Regions from separate parts of the Homo sapiens genome. Here region 1 is linked to region 2. A link is a contact called in ENCODE Hi-C or POLR2A ChIA-PET data. All regions are on one chromosome and are shown on one strand. The core of a region is the stretch at or near the end of the contact, and the rest is flanking DNA. Distances in the headings are between cores, read along the strand shown. Region 1 has its middle 53 kb from the start of LINC01845. Region 2 overlaps RNF145 (ring finger protein 145).

Evidence for each region. Hi-C counts contacts between places; a loop is a spot of excess contacts on that map. ChIA-PET counts read pairs that join two places held with the same protein, here RNA polymerase II (POLR2A). Pooled maps may share reads with other maps.
Region 1: a pooled map shows a loop between it and region 2 (5-fold over the local background). The contact joins two enhancer-like sites. A Hi-C loop is called at or near these places in 1 of 168 maps with a recorded cell type or tissue (K562), 4 of 37 single-sample maps with no recorded cell type and 9 of 50 pooled maps. POLR2A ChIA-PET finds 5 or more read pairs at or near these places in 1 of 52 experiments (activated B cell).

The regions. Positions count from the first base shown.
Region 1 is chr5:159,411,001-159,414,755 of GRCh38, forward strand. No RefSeq gene overlaps it. Among named protein-coding and RNA genes, the nearest start is that of LINC01845, 53 kb to the right of the region's middle. Within about 2 kb of position 1,396, at least 2 of the 41 ENCODE cell types and tissues checked have a DNase peak (open chromatin) inside an H3K27ac peak, as active enhancers do.
Region 2 is chr5:159,177,761-159,181,072 of GRCh38, forward strand. The region is part of intron 4 of RNF145 (ring finger protein 145); the gene reads right to left. Among named protein-coding and RNA genes, the nearest start is that of RNF145, 30 kb to the right of the region's middle. Within about 2 kb of position 1,396, at least 12 of the 41 ENCODE cell types and tissues checked have a DNase peak (open chromatin) inside an H3K27ac peak, as active enhancers do.

The DNA.
Region 1 (3,755 bases), core at 146-2,645, 230 kb after region 2:
GGGAGGATCTCTTTCCTTGCGCATTCAGGTCGCTGGCAAAATTCATTTCCTCTGGTTGTAGGACTGAGATGTTGTTTCCTTGCTGGCTATCACTGAGGGACATTCCCAGCTTCTAGAGGCCACCCGAATTCCTTGACTCACGCCCAATTCTGCCATCTTCAAAGTCAGAAACTCTTCTTTCCTCTCACCTCTCTGACTCATTTTTAAGGAAACTGACCCCGTTTTTAAGGACTCGTGGTTGGATTAGGCTGTCCTGGGTAATGCGGGATAATCTCAGAGTACTTAACCTTAATCTCATTTGCACAGTCCCCTTTGCTATGTCGTAACATATTCAAAGATTCTGGGGATTAGGTCATGGATATATTTGGAGGGGTTATTATTCTACCTATTGCAGCATCCATTATCACTTTAGAATGGAATGGTTTCTCAGAACAGGCAGTTGTCTGTCTCCCAGCAAAGAGCTCCAGAAAACTAGGCCAATGAAAGGGAAATTTGGATGAAGGCAAGAGAGGTGAGGCACTGGCAGTAAATGTGATGGCAGGCCTGCAAGGGATGCTACAGAAAGAGGTTCCTGGTTTCATGGAATCCAGGTTATTAAAAGAAGAAATATTCACAAATGCCAGGAAAGTTAAATTTCATGTCTCTTACAATTTCCCTTCAGATCAGTTCTGCCAAAGATAAAGCGATCTTCACCTCTGTGAAAAACAGTAATTCCTTTCTCCATGATGTTCATGATTTGGTTGATGGGTTATTGGTTCATCGCTGCAATTATAATTGAAGGACATTGTCTTTGCTGGTTTGGTGAAGCTTCCAGATGTTATTAGAAGGGGTGTTCCTTTAAGCTCACCCAGCATTCTCTCACTTATAGCTGGGCATTAGCTATACAAGAGCTATTTGGTCTCTGAGAGCAAAGGTTCAGCCACTAAGGAAGGACCTGGTGTCCAACGTAGGCCTTTAGATTATTTCTGGAGCTTGTCTCCAGGGCCTAAGAGGTGACTCTGGCAGGACACCATCTGTTTCAACCCTATTTTTTTTCTTCTTTCTGCCTCGGCAATCCTCTTTTTTTCTTTTTCTTCCTTTGTCTCTTCTCTCCTTTCTAGTGTTCTGATGTTTTAGGATCAAAATAATGAAAAAGAATAGAAACCATTTCAACTCAGAAAATAATTCAAAGATGGGAAAAAGGTGTGTACCAAATTCATTGCTCTAATCATTTCTGTTCTGATAAAAGGAGTTTACAGCAAAGGAATAACTTTTCTGTGTCTCTGAGGCTTTGGAAAAACAAGGCATCAAGAAGCTTTGGGGTGTGGTGGGTGTGGTGGGGCAGCCTACTGCTTGTTGAGGTAATGCAAACTAAGGAGAAAGAGGTGTTAGCTTCCTCCGAGGCCAGGGCGTTTTAGGCTGCAGGTAAACCATGGATGTGGTTCTACAGATGTTGCCACAACAGGAAGACAAAATCTCACAGCTAACAGAGGTCACAGCTTTTGGAAACAGTGGTTGCGACACAGAGGAAACTCCCCCTCCCAGCCCTACCCCAAGCACATCCTTGCTTCTCTCAGTCACGCCAGTTACACCAACAGGGGCAGCTCTGGGGAGGACATTTGGAAAATAGTCAAGAGAGGGTGAAACCGCTGGCATGATGTCACCAACAAGAGGCTACCCCCTGGGGAAACCTAACAGGAAAAAGGTAGTTGAGCCAGGAAAAGCCACCAGACCCTTTCTCTTGGCTTGAGGCATCATATACATTTGAATAATAATCAAATTAACAATGTAATATGACTGTTTAGCAACAATGATGTGCTAATCATGGTTTTACATGGATTATCTTTAGTCATTAAATTCTCTACATCCTAGAGATGCGGAAATTGAGAATGAGAGAGGTTATGAGAGCTTTGAAAGGCCACAGAGCATGTGTTGTGGCTGAGATTCAAGCCCAGCTTTACTGATTTTAAAGCTTGTCTTCTCTTTCCCTCCCTTGCTTCCTTTTTTTTTTTTTCAATTTTCTTTCTTGCTTCATGTGCTTTTTTTTTAAAGAAATAAAATGTTACCCCCTCATCGATAATCCCTTTGTGTCTCTGCTGTCTGCCCTGTCCCACCCGCCTGCCATCCTTGCCAGCAGCAGCCTCTCAATTGAGGTTAGAGTTTCTCTCCCACCCTTCATTATGCATGTTCATGGCTATAAACAATCAGTATGCATGTTTTAAAAATTTACGTATATGAGAAAGAGCTTAAAGTATTAATTTACGGAGAAAAAAATACAAATGGCTATTAACCATCAGAAAAGATTCATTAAAAAAAGAGTAATAAAAATTCAAACCACATTGAAGCTGGGTGCAGTGGTGCATTCCTGTAGCCCTAGCTACTTAGGAGGCTGAGGTGGGAGGGCGGCTTGAACCCAGGAGTTAGAGGCCAGCCTGGGTAACACAGTGAGACTCCGTCTCTAAAAAAAAAAAAAAAAAAAAAAATTCACTAAAAAAACCCCCTTCACATTGAGATAGCATTTCAAAAATCTGCCAAATCGGTCCATACCCAAGATTTGATAACAGTGTATAGAAGCGGCTGAGGGAAAGACGCACTTAAACTTTGATTGTGGTGAGTAAACTGGTATAATCTCTGTAGAGGGCAATTTGACAACATATAACAAAAATGCAAATGCACAAATCTAGGTGTGGTGGCTCATGCCTATAGTCCTGGTACTTTTGGGAGGCTGAGGTGGGAGGATTGATTGAATCCAGGAGTTTGAGCCTGCAATGACCTATGATTGATCCACTGCACTCCAGCCTCGGCAACAGAGTGAGAAACTGCCTCAAAAAAAAAAAAAAAAAAGCAAATGGCAAATGCACAAAATTATAAAAGAAATCCCATTTCTTATAATTTATCTATAGATAAGTATATGTTTACACATGTTCAAAACTGCATGTGTTCAAGGTTATTCATTGCAGTATTGCTTGTAATAAAAAGACCAGAAATAGTTCACATATTCATTAACAGGGAGTGATTAAATAAGTATGGTGCATCGTTGTAACGGAATCATATGCAGTTGTAAATGAGAATGAAGGCACTCTCTGTACTAATATGGAAAGTTTTCAAATACATGTGAAGTGGAAAAAAAAGCAAGATGCAGAAGAATATATATAGCATGCTGTATTTTGTGCTAATGAAGGGGAAAATAAGCCTATGTATTAATTTTTTTTTGCATATGCATAAAGAAACTGAAAGTTTACATGCAAAACCTAATAGCAGTTTTGCATGTGGGATGTGGAAAGAGGGGCGGTATGAGGTATGGGAGAAGATTTTTAAATATATTTCTTAATTTTTTTTGAGATAGCCCATGTGGATGGACTATGTTACCTATTCCAAAAATTAAATTAAAAAGTTAAAGTGGTTTTATGCTGTACAAGTGATTCTGTAACCTTTTCCAATCAGGTTTATTTTATTTATTTATTTATTTTGAGACAGATTCTCGCTCTGTCGCCCAGGCTGCAGTGCAGTGGTGCCATCTCGGCTCACTGCAAGCTCCGCCCCCCAGGTTCACGCCATTCTCTTGCCTCAGCCTTCCGAGTAGCTGGGACTACAGGCGCCCGCCTCCACGCCCGCTAATTTTCTGTATTTTTAGTAGAGAAGGGGTTTCACCGTGTTAGCCAGGATGGTCTCGATCTCCTGACCTCGTGATCCGCCCGCCTCAGCCTCCCAAAGGTTTATCTTTCTGAATTTTTATCCGTGTGGTTGTGCCCTTGATTTTTCCATTAATTATGCTG
Region 2 (3,312 bases), core at 146-2,645:
TGGCTATTTTTCTATTAACTTGCCATAGTGAGTATAATTTAGAGATGGGAAGAACAGGGAATATTTCCCAAATTTTTTAAATTGGCATTTTGTTGGTTACTAACAGCACTGAACATTATCAATAAGTATATGAAAACATTTGCAATTATTTGGTGAAATGTTCACATTCTTTGCCCATTTTTCTGCTAGAATACGTATCCTACTGCCTGATCGAAATAGTAATCCTTAGTCACATGATTGCATTTTTCTAATATGTCCCTTGTCTTAATATTTTAAATAACTTTATTCTCTTATAAAAGTATGTATTGAAAATAGTCAAACCATTTTTTTTCTTAATAGTACCCACCTTTAGTGCCATGGCTTATTACATGGCTACCCCACTCAAGATTATACAAATAGCTGTATTTTCTTTTAGTAATTTTTAGCTAATTTTTAATTTTAACTTAAAAATTAATACATTTGATTTATTGTGGAATAAGAAAATAAAGATCGAAGTTTGTTTTTTGTACATGTTTAGCTGGTTATCTCAAAACTGGCTACTGGAATCATCCATTCCTTTCTCATTAATTTGAAATGCCACTGTAGTAAACTCCAAAATCTTTTACATATTTAGGTCTATATAAGAACTTGTTACTTTTTGTTTTCAGTGATCTATTCTAATGATGGTACCACCCTGCTCCATCATACTGATTGGACAAGTCCTCTCTCATTGCTCCTTTCAGAATTTCTTGGAGATTACTGAATGTTATTTTCCAGATTAATTTAGAATAATTAATCATATTCTCTCACTTCTTGTCAATGAAAACCAAAATGAAAATTTGGGACTTGTTTGTATTCTATCCATATACATGTTGAATATTCCTAATCCAAAAATCTAAAATCCAAAATGCCCTAAAATCTAACATTATGCTCCAAGAAAATGCTTATTGGAGTATTTTGGATTTCAGATTTTGGGATTAAGGATTTCCAAACAGTAATATAATGCAGATATTCCAAAATGTAAAAAAATCAGAAATCCAAAACACTTCTGGTGCCAAGCATTTTGAATAAGGAAAATTCAATTTGTGTTAGAAAAATACAAAAATGTCAACCATTTTTACATAAGACCAAACACTTACAACAATCTACTATGTCATAAACACATACGGTATTTTATCTCACAAAGCATTAATTTTGGCCTTTAAAAAACTGATACTAAAGTAATGTGAAAAATAATCATAAAGGCATAAAGAAAAGAAAAACTCCTAATTATATAGAAAACAAGAGGCCACCAAATGATCTGGCTTTCACTGTGTTTATAGCTATGAAATTTAAATGTCCTTGTTGAGCACAATGTAAACTTCCTCTAAGCTCTGAAAATTCCCTTAAGTCTATGCCAGCACATGTGGTGCTCAGTGCTGGGGTTACAGGCTCCCTTTATCTTCTTTCATAGAAGAATATGACTCATATGGCGTATTTAAGAGAAGACTACTCCTGCTGACGTAAAAGAAGGAAGGAGTCATATTGTTAGTGGAATTTCCCCTGAAGTTCCAAAAGAATAAGTTGTTTGTCTTCTGATTTGCCTATTTCAACTTTTAACTCTGCATAAACCAAAATCCCAATGTACTCTTTAGATTTCAGGATTCCACTATTAGAAATATCTCCAAGAGGTTGGCAACCCTAAGAAATCATGGCATATTAAAATTACCTAGTTTTTCAAAAAAGTTTGTTACTGAAATGAAGAAAAACACCAGAAAATTATTTTAAAATCTAAGTTGGAAGAAAACATGCTCCTTAATAGTTTATGGACTTTGGAAAGTTGAATCTTAGTTAAGTAAACAGAAGACCATGGCCACTGATAAGAAGAGTTTTAAGAAATATGCTTCATATTTATAATACAAGTATATGCATCATAAACTAAAACTTTACAAGCTTTCTAACTTGGCAAATATCTTCATTATTGAATGTTACCGTTAATAAATATGCCAACTCATAACGATAGTCATAAAGCAACATTATTTTTGTCCTCTGCTGTCTTTTAAAATCCACTCTGTAGAGATTAGTGGTTTTCCTGCCCCTAGATAAAATCCAAGGCAAGTCCCATAACTTTTCTACTCTAGCTTAGGTTACTGTCTCAATTTAATAATAACTGAAACTTTCAAACAGATTTAAAGTTGAGACTTATCCCTTACTCTAGAGTTCAGGCATTCTAGGGAAAGCATTAATTTTTACCTTTATGCTTTAAGATAGAAAACCTGCAAGTGGGAGAGAAGGTGGGGAGGTTGTGGCTGGCTTCTTTCTCTTTTTTGACCTAGCACTTCTCCCTCTCTCTCTGACTTACCAAGGATTGAAGTGGGTAGGGAAGAAGGAGAGGGAGGGAAGTAGGCAGGTTCCTACTTAACTGGACTCTTACAATGATGTGGTTGTTACTGGTGCTTCCTAGACTTGAGGTATCTAAAACTGATTTATTTTCCCCTGGACCCTTTTATGGGTTCTTCTGAAACCGTTCCTATCACTGTGGCTCTCTCACCTGCAGCAGTACCCTTGGTGCTTGGTATACACCCTCAACTGGCCATTTTTGGCTCTTTTCTCAGCTCCTGGGAATCTGGAAGGTCAATCCCTGTTGAGGTCTTCTCATCCATCTAAAAGGCCTTCTTGAACAGGACCCAAGAAAATCCTACACAGACTTTCGGGGCCACTGTCTAGTTCACAAGAAACTTACATCCTTTGCTCTACAATTTCCTGTATCAGAAGATACAGGAAAACCCTATAAGGCATTTTCATTCCACAGTCAAAACACTCAACAAGCAACTAGTCTATTGCTAGTCCTTTATATCAGATTAGAATTATAATGTAAGCCAAATATAATTTTAAATTTTCTATTAGTGTCATTTCAAAAAGTAAAAAGAAACAAGTGAAATCAACAATATATTTTATATAACCTAACATATCCTAAACATCATCATATAGACATTCAATCTATATTAAAAGTTAACAAGATGTATTAAAAGTTAACCTGGTTTGTACCAAGTCTTCAAAATTGAGTATGTGCTTTACACATACAGCACACCTTAATCTCAATTCACCACACTGCAAGTGCTAACCAGCCACATGTGGCTAGTTTTGGACAATGTAGTTTTAGATTTTGCAGGCTGAAAAGGCACAAGAATGATATAGTGGAATTCTGGCCTCCTGGAAAGGTGAGAGGTGGGTGAAGGATAAAAGACTGCACATTGGGTACAGCATACACTCCTCAGGCGACGGATGCACCAAAATATCAGAAATCACTGCTAAAGAGCTTGTCCATGTAACCAAACACCATGTGTTCCCCCA